Regions from separate parts of the Homo sapiens genome. Here region 2 is linked to region 1. A link is a contact called in ENCODE Hi-C or POLR2A ChIA-PET data. All regions are on one chromosome and are shown on one strand. Each heading gives the region's core, a stretch centred on a gene start or an enhancer-like site at or near the end of the contact. The rest is flanking DNA. Distances are from core to core; before and after follow the strand shown.

What was found. A loop is a pair of places that touch in the nucleus more often than their neighbours do. ChIA-PET counts read pairs that join two places held with the same protein, here RNA polymerase II (POLR2A). Pooled maps may share reads with other maps.
Region 2: a pooled map shows a loop between it and region 1 (8-fold over the local background). The contact joins two enhancer-like sites. A Hi-C loop is called at or near these places in 1 of 168 maps with a recorded cell type or tissue (B cell), 27 of 37 single-sample maps with no recorded cell type and 12 of 50 pooled maps. POLR2A ChIA-PET finds 5 or more read pairs at or near these places in 2 of 52 experiments (activated B cell and activated CD4-positive, alpha-beta T cell).

Annotation. Positions count from the first base shown.
Region 1 is chr7:55,085,333-55,091,378 of GRCh38, reverse strand. All of the region lies in intron 1 of EGFR (epidermal growth factor receptor), which reads right to left. Among named protein-coding and RNA genes, the nearest start is that of EGFR, 69 kb to the right of the region's middle. Within about 2 kb of position 4,623, at least 17 of the 41 ENCODE cell types and tissues checked have a DNase peak (open chromatin) inside an H3K27ac peak, as active enhancers do.
Region 2 is chr7:55,532,255-55,538,685 of GRCh38, reverse strand. The region is part of intron 1 of VOPP1 (VOPP1 WW domain binding protein); the gene reads left to right. Among named protein-coding and RNA genes, the nearest start is that of VOPP1, 37 kb to the left of the region's middle. RefSeq lists enhancers at 3,600-3,759, 3,780-4,389, 4,430-4,489, 4,830-4,899, 4,970-5,089 and 3 more. Within about 2 kb of position 4,270, at least 21 of the 41 ENCODE cell types and tissues checked have a DNase peak (open chromatin) inside an H3K27ac peak, as active enhancers do.

The sequences.
Region 1 (6,046 bases), core at 3,374-5,873:
CTGCATTAGGAACCACTATCACCAGAACCTTTCAAGATGGTAGTTTTCATCACTTTTTACCCCATAGTAGATAATTACAGATGAAAGACTGACTTATTTATCATATTTCATCATTGTAGCGCTTTTCCTGACATGACTGATCCTTTTCATTCAAAAGGCCCATTTTGCAAAGTTGAGGGCATCCTCTTTCAGAACGTGAAATTGTGCAAATCCAATACAAAACAAAACTAGAAATCGGGGTCTTTAAATTAGAAATTGGGGTGAAAATATTGTCACTATCACTTGCCAACTCAGCGATCTTGCACACTGGTACCTCTCAGGGACAGCTGAGAAGTCAGATGAGGTCAGGACAAAGTGCTAAACACAGTGCCTGACCCCCGGAGGAACATTGTATGTCTTGAAAAAGCAAAGTCACATTTAATAACAATCTCATATACAAAAGTATATTGTGTACATCATAAAATACCCAAATATAGGTTGGGTCCATCAACATCAGAATGCATTTTTCAGTTCTTCATGGTTAAAATGAGGATTTCTTCCACAAGTAGGAGTATTTCACTTTTTACTAGCCTCATTCCTGAAGCCAAGATGATTGTCTTTAGAAGAAAGATGTTTTTAAAATGATAAGATATATTTTGAATTTCCAAACAGTTAGTTACATATGGCTTTCTCAACAGACAAGCCTGGCCATTTTTTGGCATCTCAGGCTGTATGTCTGAGCTCTGATTTTCAATCAGGGTTTAGTACGGTATTTTTTAAGAGATTAGGTGAAACTTTCAGGTCATAAGATTTATGGTTTTAGTAAATCATGTGCTTTCTACCCTTTTAAATGCCTTCATGTTATGCTTTAACATCTATTTTGTTATTATATCTGAATCCTAAATAATATGGCCAAGTCAAGAAAATCTACACATAGGACCTTGAAGAAGATTCATGTGGCAGCAAAAGACCCAGGGTCTGGGAAGGGGCCCGAGGTCAGGGGCTTTTTGGCTGTGTGACCTTGGCTGGTGGCCTTTGTACTGCCAGCTTTTTCATCAGCACACAAGCGCTGTGTACCCTGGAGATCATTTGAAGTTCTTTAAAAAACAGAAAAAGGACCTGGTCATCAAAACTAAAAATGCACGTACAGCTCCTGAAAACATGAAGCACTTTGGGAAGCCGAGGTGGGTGGATCACGAGGTCAGGAGTTTGAGACCAACCTGACCAACATGGTGAAACCCTGTCTCTACTAAAACTATAAAAATTAGCTGGGCGTGGTGGCACGTGCCTGTAATCTCAGCTACTGAGGAGGCTGAGGCAGGAGAATCACTTGAACCCGGGAGGCAGAGCTTGCAGTGAGCCCAGATTATGCCACTGAACTCCAGCCTGGGCAACAGAGTGAGACTCCATCTCAAAATAAATAAATAAATAAATAAATAAATAAATAAATAAATAAATAAGTAGCATCACCTAGGCTCACATAGGTGAATTTGAACTGAATGAGTCCTTTGAGCAGCTTGTATTGACAGGAAAGAGGGCATCCTGCATAGCTGGTTAGAGGGAGGCCCCAAGAAGCAAATCCCGTGTGGTGGTCTCCAAGCCTGGCTGGAAAGAAACATGGGCTCCGGCAGGTTAGGGAAAGGTGAGAGGTGGGTCTGACTTTTGGATCATGTTTCAGACAAACCACAATGGAAAACACATTTTTGAGACAACTGGAGATGTGTCAGTAGGCTGGTTGTTGGGTAACATAAGAGATTTATGGCTAATTTTTAAGTTCGATGACAGCATTGTGATTATGTTTTAAAAATCATGCTTTTAGAGATTCATAACCATGAAACGGAGATAGTGTTGTGTGAAAGGATGGGATTTCTTGGATGAGACATGACTGGCCTTAAAATAGTTCAGAAATGGAAGGACAGATGTGGAAGAAAACAAACTTGATGATTTGGGGTTCTGGATATATATTAAAACTTATTCAAATAACTGAAAATTTAAAAATTCCTCCATTGAAAATCCTATTTGAATGGCACCCTCTGCCAGGCCTCCCTAGCAAGCCCTCCTTTGCGTGCACAGAGAAGTACGTATGAACAGTGCCCAGTGTACGGGCTGCAAAGCCCAGAACAAGCTAAATCCCCTTTTTAGTGACAGCCTCACAGAAGATGAGGGAGCCATTACATGCATAGGCTGACTTACACGTACTTCAGTTCAAAAAGCTCTCAAGCAAAGTAAAATTAAGTTAAAAAAAAGCAAGAGGCAAAACAATATGTATGAATGACATAAGCTCATATATACAAAAATATAAACAAAACCTAAATGATCGACCTTTATTTGTACATATATTTGTATGTATGTAAAATACACAGAAAAAATGCTGGAAGGATTCTTCCACAACTCTTGACAGTGGAGTGAAAGCATGGTTCTTGCTTTTTACCCTCTAATTTCCTGAAATCATTATACTTTTTACAAAGAGGAATATTTTTGCATGATGTACGTAAAATACAGCCAAATAAATAAGTAAGTAGAGACAAAAAATGATGGAGGGCGTGGGAGATGAGGCAGGGAGGCTGGATGGCCAGTCTCCAGAACTTGATGTTTTCATCGTCAAAGGGACAGGACTGAGTTGGATAACATTTTGGTTTCAATTGCGAAGGCCTTTCATTCCAGAAAGAAAACAGTGTCAGCATTACAGCCATGGGTTGACACATGGTTAAGGTCCCATTAGCAGCACGATGGAAGCTCCCCTGATAATCACAGGGAAAGCCAAATGACGGGAAAGGTCGCATGCCCAGAGGAACTCCCCTGTAATTTGTATTGTAATGAATTATTACCTTAACACAAGCATGTGCCAGGCATCTAATTTGCAAGTGCGGATGCCTGGCAGTTGACTTTAAAATCACTCTGGAATTATCCCTGTATAATCTGAACAACCAGAAGTGTGACCAGGGCTTTACCAAAAGGGAGTTGCACAAAAGGGTAAACTGCAGACTGGGAAGTTCCATGAACATGGAGGTACTGGACGCACCACGCTCTTTTTCAGGAAGAAGTCCTACACACATTTTCTGCGTCTGTTTTATAGACTGGACTGTGCACTCTTTCATGGGGCTCTTTGTGCGAAGGGGGCCTCCCCCATCCGCTCCTACCTTCAGCGTAGGGCCAAGTCCAAGTGGAATACAGCCTCTGAAAACATGGCTGCTTCTCACACTCCTGGGAGCCAGACCACTGCTCCTTTCCATGTACCTCAGGCTTTGTGGGGGCTTTTTATTCAGGTGGGAGAGAAATGGGCACTGGGGCAGGTGTGGTAGATGCCAAAGAAGTGAGAATGTGTGTGTGTGTGTGTGTGTGTGTTTATACCCTGAATTATATCAGAATGGAAGAAAGGAAATAGTATGTCCATCTGTTATCTCCTCTGTGGGCCTACCTCAATTAGCCACCAACACACATACACACCTGTGCTGCCTTTGATGAAGGAATTAAGAAGGCCCAAAGTGACTCATGTCACTTCCTTTCTGTGGCCTGCAACTCCAAAAGGAGAAGAGGAGAGGACGAGGGAGGGTGGGAAGGCCATTGCTCCTGGTTCCGGGGTGCCTCTCCCCTTGCCTGCTCAGGTTCCTGTAGGCCTCAGCTGTTGGTCAGTCCTTTCCACATCTTCGAGGAGACTCTGCCTGACAGGGCTGGCTAGAAGCTGGGTGCCTGGGTGTTCATGCTCTAATAAACCCAATCGGGAAGTTTCCAACTCATCACAACATCACAAAGAATGTGCAAGAAAATGCCGACTCTCTTATTTCTCCTTCAAAGTTTGATTAATGATTCTAGGAGGAACCAGAAATCCTTGGTGCCAATCAAACACATTTTGCCATACCTTTTAAACATTTTACACACAACCCATGTTTCATGAAAGCATGGCTCTTATCCCTTCGGGTGCATAGAATAAGACTGCCGGATAGAATGTTTCTGAGACCTGCTCTCTAATATTCTAACTCAGTAGGCCCTACGCAGGGCCTGAGAATGTGCATTTTCAGTAAGTGCCACTGCTGATGTTGATCAGTTCTCTAAGAAATTCTGGGTTAGCTATGGGATTATAAGCATATCCTCAGAGTACAGGTTTTTTTTTTTTTGTTTTTTTTTTAACAATTGAGAAACTACTTAAAGTGAACCTAAAATGGTGTGAGCCTGAAGTGCTTGCTGGGCAGCAGACAAGCTTTGCCAGCCTTGTGTTCTCAGTGGAAATGCAGCATCCGAGCCATCCTCTCTTCCCCCCGCTTGTGGTCAGCTCTAAATAGCACACTCACAGCGCGGGGGGAAAATATTTTTCCCTGTTTCAAGTGGGCAGTGGAAGTAGTGAAAGCCTAAGTAAACTCTGACCAGTAGATAATGGGCCATTATAACTCTGGATGACTTCCTGAATGACCCTGAAAAATGACTTCTCATTTCCTGCCTGCAGAAAAGAGAAATATTAAGATAGTGTTGTGTGCAAAAAAATGCAAGCTTGCAATGAGAGATGCAGAGCGTGAGGGAGAGAGGCACGAGGGGGTGGAGAAAAAAGACAGAGAATTTGAGGTTGACTCACGGCTTTGAAGGGAAAACAAGAAGAGGAAGAAAGTCTGTTCTCCCATGGGTCGTCAAACCCCACACTTCACACATCTTTCCCATGGGGCTGCCAGCTGCCGCCACATCACAGCTGTGCTGCCACCCAAGTGTGCCGCCTCCACAGCGGGAGCGACCTAAGCGTGGCCACCTCTGCCTCTGGAGGGCCTGCCTGCTGGCCAGCGGTGGCCGCCCCAGACCCGGGTGACTGGGCAGCACAGTAGCCCGCCTGGGCAGGGCATGAAATTAACGAGGCAAAAGAAGCCACAGAGAGATGAAAGCATAGAAGAAAAAAAGTCACCCTGCAGCTCAAATTAAAACAGAAAACTCTGCTGCTATACTTGGTCTTATTCCAAGAAGCTGCCAGGAAAGAATTGACTCACAGAAAAGCCACAGCTTCATTTTTTCCCATACTCAAGTGATATGTCTTTCCAGGGCTTTTTTCTTCAAAGGGAAAGGGAGCAAAATAACCTCACTTTTCTGCATTACCATAGACTATCTTATATAATTTTTTTACAGCCTGTAATGGCTGGTTGAGATACCAGCTGACAGTGTAGTGGATGAAGGCTCCGGGGTGCAAGCCCCTGGCTGTCCTGGCCAGCTCTTTAACTCGAGCAAATTACTTACTCTCTCTGAGCTTCCCTTTCCTCGGCAGTAACATGGAGGTATTGAGCAGAGAAATTGTGAGGCACTGTAGACACGAGATAATTCACAAAAATTGCACGGCACGGGACCTGGCACATAGTCAGCACTTCACAAACAGTGGCTCTCATAAGGTAGTTAATAGTGGTTTCAAACTATGTGTCAAATCTAAGGGAGGAAGAGGGGCTTCTAGGGGGTGGGGATGGGAGGGAATGTTCCAGTACAAATCTTGGTATTGTCAAACTTGGGGCAGCATGCTCAGGAGACAAAACACGGAGGCACATCTGCACAAGCTCAAATTCTACTTCTGCCACTGCATCAGTTGGGCCACTGTGGCTCCTCATTTCCTTATTTTTAAAAGAGCTGATGTGAGAACGAGCTGATTTAATGTGTAAAATACCTAGTGCCAGCAGACAGAAGGTACCCGCTACACACCAGCTCTGTACTCTGCCTTGATCCTTCGCAATTTTCGTTAGCAGAATTCCACCACGCACTACTGACTTTATGGTATGGCTAAAACCAGAATTCTAAATGTTCAAGGATTCTTGTGCAGTTACTTCAGCAGGAGTTTTCAGAAAGTGGGAGAAATACTATTTATGAAGCACCACCCATGTGCTTTAGTCTTTCTACATTGTTAGGTTTTCATGATAATACTTTAGAGATAAGAACACTCCTCATCTCATGGACAACGGAACGGGCTCTACAAGAGGGCGTGCACAGTGGACCTGGGGTCTGACGCCCACCCTGCTCTCTGCACCTGGAGCCCACCAGCATCCTGCTCCCCATGCTGCCTCCCCTGGAAAAAGAGACACATGCAAATGATGAAGCATGCAGGAGCCAC
Region 2 (6,431 bases), core at 3,021-5,520, 450 kb before region 1:
TTTGTAGCTGTTTTTGTCATTACACACAATGCTCAGCGAAACTCTTGGGTATCTGTCTTCTGTGCTCTTGCAGGTTTGTATAGATGGATTATTATGTTTGTTATTAAACCATGTAAAGCAGTTTACAGTGATCCTCAGTTGGACTGTGGAATCCTCAGTCTTTGGACCATAGGGTTGTTCTTTTTGTGTGGTTTGTGTAGCCTGGCAGGAAGGGCTTGTGTTTAGATTTTGAGAGGGTATTTGAGCATCAAGTTAGCAAAGAACGAAACATTGTTCATTTCAAGAATAAGTCTGAATAAGATGTTGGATATATTCTTTGCAGCTTCATAATGCTTTGCAGACTGGAAGGACTGGCTACATCTTTACCTGGACCTAGAGAAGGACCAGAGAGTGTAGCTCAGTTGGAGAAGAGAGTTCCTAAGTGCGGACTGCATAAGGGATGGTGTTTGCAAATCGCTACTCAGAGTGGTTTGTAGCAAAATAGACTGACTTTGCAATACTTCGTGTTCCAGAAACACTTCTGCAATGAGAGCGGTCTCTAGAGGGGATCAGCAGGAAAAGTTTTCCACCAGTTCAGCTGGTGAAAGAGGTGTCTCGAAGCCCTAAAGTGGGAGAGGCAGAGGGCAGCTTAGTGTGGTCGGGCCAGGCTGGAGGCAGTGTTTGGATCTGGGTGTGTGAGCTGAATGGGGGCTCCTGGGGCCTCCTTGCTGGCTGGTGGAGAGGAATGGCAGGTGGGCAGGAGACAGCCCAGATTCACGCTGGCCTCCATCTCTGCCTGGTGGGGCCACTTGGCACTTAGTAAGTGGTTTGGGGGAGAATGAACTTTTGTGGGCAGTTCCCCCTTTCATGGGTTTGAAGTAGTGGAAGTTGGAGGGGAAGTGGGGGCTGTGGGAAGTGCATGTTCCTTGGTGGCCTGGGCCTGGGGGCCGGACCTGCTTTTCACACTGTCACAAGCGCTGGCTTCTTGAATCCTTGTAGCGTCCTCCATGGTAGATGTTCTCACCACTCAACAGAGGAGGATACTGCAGGGTCTGCGGGCGCCAGAGCTTTATTTATGTGTGCTCCGTATTGGAGGGCTGCGTGTGACCCAGCAGTGACAGGACCGTGGGCGACTGGCTGGCGAGGAGGTGCGCTGCCTGCATCCTTGCGCCTAACAGAATGCGAAGGACGGGCTCACATGCTCAGGTGCTTGCTCGGCTGGTGGTTCAGTTTGCTGTGAAGCCTGGCCCAGAGTTTGGGCTTCAGTTCTGGGAAAGAAGAGCATGGTGGGCAGTTATGTGTTACCTCCAGAAGGCTGGAGCACGAAATCAGTGGTCTGACTTGTTGGCCTCTGCTTGCTCCAGAGCCAGCAGTGGGGGCAGAGTGCCAGCTGAGGTGTGTGAGAGACGTCAGTGAGATTCCTGCTTGGCTTCCCAGATGTTGCTGCACGCTGTGGGTGTTCGGGGTACAAAATATGTGTGTTCAGCTGAAGGAAGGGTATGCAGGCCTGGTTGGGACAGGGCAGGGTCAGTGCTGCCGGGACGGAGGGGCAGAGCCTTCCACGCAGGCACAGTCCAGGGTCAGGGAATTAGACAGGTCAGGCCGAGAGATCTTGGACTCACCATCTGCATTGCGTTTCTCGTCAGAAAATGTCTGGCCCCTCCCCAAAGCCCCTTCCTTAATCCTCTCAGCCTCTCAGACATGACTTGAAGTCTCAGGTTTTGTGGCCAGGGAGGCCCCACCTTCCCCTGGTGGTGCCTCAAGAGCTCTGCGTTTCATGCGGTCTGGCTGCCATTCTGTTCACTGTCTCTTGCATTTGTGGGCACTTACATTGAATGCCCTGTTGAGTGAGGCTGGGTGCCCACCTCAACCAGACTGGGTACGGTGCGCCCTTCCGTGTGGCAGATGCGCTGCCTGAGCCAGGATCAGCACGCCGCCCCTGTGGTCACGCTCCGTGCCTGGGCCAGTGCTCCTTGGTGTGAACACGAGTTGTTTTTATATCAGTGTCATTGTTCAGTCCTGCCACGTGCCATGTGCTCTGCCCTCATTCTCTCCCGTCTTCCTCTTGGAAAATGTTTTGAGAGACACAATGAAGTTCTCTTTGTCCCCATCAGCATATTGTGCTCCTAAGTTCTCTATCCTCATGGTGGTAAATCTTGCCTGAGTTTGTTTTTTTGTTTGAGACAGAGTGTCACTCTCACCCAGGCTGCAGAGCAGTGGTGCAATCTCGGCTCACTGCAACCTCTGCCTCCAGGGTTCAAGCAATTCCCCTGCCTCAACCTCCCGAGTAGCTGGGACTACAGGCGCCCGCCACCACACCGGGCTAATTTTTGTATTTTTAGTAGAGACGGGGTTTCACCATGTTGGCCAGGTTGGTCTTAGACTCCTGACCTCAGGTGATCTGCCTGCCTTGGCCTCCCGAAGTGCTGGGATTACAGGCGTGAGCCACCACGCCCGGCCTTGCTTGAGTTTTAATCAGCCTATGTATCCTGGCAGTCAGGGCCAGTCTCCATACTTCAGGGTGTATAGTCAAATCCAAGTACAACTTTTGAGCAGGCAGAGAAGGAAGTGGATATGTGAGCGTTTCCACCAAAGGTTTCCTGAACGCTTGGCCTGGGTCAGGCACTGGGGCCAACAGGGTGGCCGAGGCAGGGCCCTTACTCCTCAGGAGCTCCTGAAGACCCAACCCTGCAGGAGGAGCCAGGGCCCTGAGTGCATGATCCTTGCTTGGCACAGAGTGTGGGTCAGGTGTAGGAAAGAGTCGGTCGTCATCAAGGAAAGAACACTGTCTTTGGAGATAGTCTCAGACCTGCGGTAAGTTGATGTCTGCCTGCCCAGCCTCTGCACAGAGGGACAGTGCCCCAACTGCATCCTGGGATGGCAGACACAGTGCTGAGCATGTCTGCTGGTTGAGGGCAGCCCACTCCTTCCCATGGTCTCATTAGGACCAAATAAGTTCACGGAAGGGAAGATTCCTTGTAAGCTGAAGTGCTGAGAGTTAAATTTAATCAGAGCCCCAAGGGGGAAAACTAACAACTCACCTTCTGGAAGTCTCGAAAATTTTCATCCAAGTGACACTGAGGCTGAGGCTCCGTTGGTGGAAACTCTGAAGAAGTGTTTTCCAGATGGAAGTGAATAGACCTAGGGTTCTCTAGAGGTGCATGGATGGAAATGGCTGCGGGGCGGGGGACTGGGAGGAGCGGCAGAGACAGGAAGAGCCAATGGCATGTGGGGGCGGCCAGGCCAGAAGGACACTCCCTGGGGTCTGTACTTCACCCTCAGTGAGGCAGCAGGGTTTCCAGGGGGAGCCTGCCCCAGTGCCCTCTGAGCTCACTGAGCTTTGCCCTGATCAGTCAGCCCCACTCTTTTTGCTTGTTTGTGTAATGAAGCCCACTGAAGATAAAATTGCATTCAGAAGAAAGAAAATTATGACCTCAAGGGGAAGCAAAGAGAAACCCACAGTGAATGGGGAGCCCCTGGAGATTTTCTAGCAGGAGTTGGTGTGCTGTGTGCCCTCCTTTCCTATTCTCTATGACAGAGCCCTGCGTAGCCCCCTGAGCTTTGTCAAGGCTGCTGAGAGGTTTAGGGGCAGGTGCAGTGTCAGGAGTCCCCCAGCCAGGCCCTGGCACTAGAGGCCATGCGGCCAGACTTGGATGTGGCAGTGGTCTTGGGGCAGGTGCTGCAGGCTCTACCACTCTTCAACTGTGTCTTCCTGTTCTCCTCTTCTCCCATCAGCAAGCTCACCCCCTGGCTTTTGATGCCAGCCTCCTTTGTGGTGTGGCAGGAATGTCCTGGGAAGAGACAAGGCTTGACCACGTGGATGGAGTGGGAAGACAGGAGGCACTGGGGACAGCATGTGGCTGGGGTGAGCTAGTGGGCGGTGGTACTTTCCCCAAAGTCCAGAGCACTGGGTGGGAGCAGCGCTCAGCTGTAGGGATGTCTGGTGTGAGGTTCTTCTGGGCACCTGGCAGAGATCCCAGGTGGCAACTGGCAGAAGGTCCCCAGCTCAGAGTGGGCCCTGCATGGCGTTGTATGCTGGTGTTCTTTTGTGGGCAGGACACCTGCAAGAGGGCTACAGCTGGAGAAATGGGTGGGGAGGAGTGGCTGTTGACAGCTCCCTGGGCCCAGAGAGAATTGAGTCAGAATTGGGGAAATTGCAGAGCGAGCTCAAAAGCAGAAACCCAGTTGGGGGAAAGTACTGAGCCCAGGGCTCTAAATGACTAATGCAGAAATGATGTTAAGTTTACCTCCAGTCAGAGTGAAACTTTGGGCAGCCCCCGCTCCCTACACGCAGCTGCCCTTCAGGGGAAGTGAGAATTGGCCCAAGCCACAGGTGACCATGACAGGACCTTGCACTAGCTGAGACCCGAGGGTTTAGGAAATTATATGAGAAATGAAGCAAGAGATGATTATCTTTTGACAGCCAAGTCCCCAGATGGAATTTAGATATTTGAACTAGGCCTAAGGAATGTCTGTCTATTAAGTGTCTGTAGAAATTTCTGTCATCTGCTTGCACTTGCTGTTTTACTCTGCTACCATTCTTTTCTCTCTCCATCTCGTAAAAAAAAAAAAAAAGCTACATGAAATGATTTCCTTCACGGATTTTAACAAGCCAGGACACAGTGACAGCTATTAGAAATTATAGCTGACAGGGCTGGGAGACAGCTGTACAGTTTGCTGGTGACCTTGCACAAATGAGTTGTTTTGGGTGGAAAAGCTGTTGCTTATTTACAACACTGAGGCAGAGTTGTTGCTTTTGGATCTGAGTTTTGCCATCCTCCTTCCTGTGGGTGTTTTCACTCATCTACCTCCCTACCCACCCACCACACACTGGGTACGAGAAAAGGTAAGAAGAAAAGACTGGGAGGATCAGAGGATATGAAGGTCAGTCCCCAGACAACATCATCGAAGTTCACCCCATCACTATGTTGATGACTGAGGAGGGAAAGCCAGGTAGGGATTTAGGATTAACCTGAGTGCTGTTCTACATTCAGCCTCCCTTGCTAGTCTCCCTGATGGGGACTTTCCTTTGGTGGGTAGTATGAGGGGTTCTTTGAGTTAGCAGAGTCCCTTCCATCTGAAGAAGCTGAGGCTCAGGGGAGTTTCCAGGCAGTGAGACCCTAGGTCCGGAAGGTTCCCTGATGTGGTGTCCCACATAGCTGCTTCCTCTTTCGTGGTTAAAAGCAGATGGCAGACAGCACAGTCAACCACGGTCATCTCTGAGGCTGACTCAGAGCAGGCAGGTGTTTTTTTGTTTTTGTTTTTTTTTCTTGGCACAGGGAAATCTAAATGAGAGAAGAAATATTTATAAGTGATGGCTCTGGAAGCTGCTTGTGGGTGGACAGTGATGCCCTTCCTGAGTGGGGAAGGCAGGGGCATTTCTGCTGCTGTCCTTGGGCACTGCCTTTCAAGAGCACCACACTGCCCCTTGCATGCACCCACAGACAACACTGAGTGACCGGCCTCCATCCTCACTGGTCTGACCTGGAGGCAGCTGACTGAACCAGCTTTTAGGAGGCACTCATGTGAGTTTGTGTTAAACAGAAATGATTGAGTTGATTGGGTTCAGGAGAGAGACAGAACTGGCATCAAAATCACCTTCCTGGCACATATGTTCTCAGTCCTCCTGGTTTTAGCTTAGGCCTCCACACTGCCAGAGACTCCCTGAAGATTTTCTGATACACAGATGCTGCTTTGGGGCAGCACGTGGAACTGACTCTCTTTCTCCCCAAATTTGCTGTAACAGCTTAGTCCCTTAACATTTATAACCAATCAATTCATGACAAGAAATAGAAAGTCTTCTAAGCACAAGAAATTGCTTTTTGACTCCAGGTTAAATATTACCAGATTTAATGAAAATGCATATTACTAGAATTGAGGGGGTGTGAAATTTGGTAGTAGTGAAAAGGAATGAGAGGAGTACACGTGGCAGTGCTTCCCAGTACCTTCCTGGGAAGAGAATGCTGACAGGGTGTGCCAGAAGCCATGAAAACTTCCATGGAAAGGGGAGGAGCCTCCCTCAGATTGCTTTGAGCTGTATTTTTCCACACCAGGGTATCATTTCCAAGCTGGTGGTTGTAACTAGTGTAGTTTCTAAACTTCTGTTTTTTGTTTGTTTGTTTTTCTGGTTCATTTTGGATCACAGGTTCCATATTCTCACTCTCCATAGAGACACAAAAGTACGTTGTAGAGAATGTTAACTGCATCTTTAGGTTGAGCTTTACTTGACCATGATTCTCAAGAATAAACCGACACAGCACACAATGTAACGACTTAGCAGGAGGCTCTTAGAATAGTGGGCATGCGCCAGGTGGTTCGCATACACTGTTTCATGTAAACCTCAAGGCAAGACAGAAATACCTCTCTCCAGTCTGTAGACAAAGAACCAAAGCTTAGAGACCTTCGGTGACCTGACCATGGTTGGGTCACTGTTCAGGCACAGAAGCAGGCAT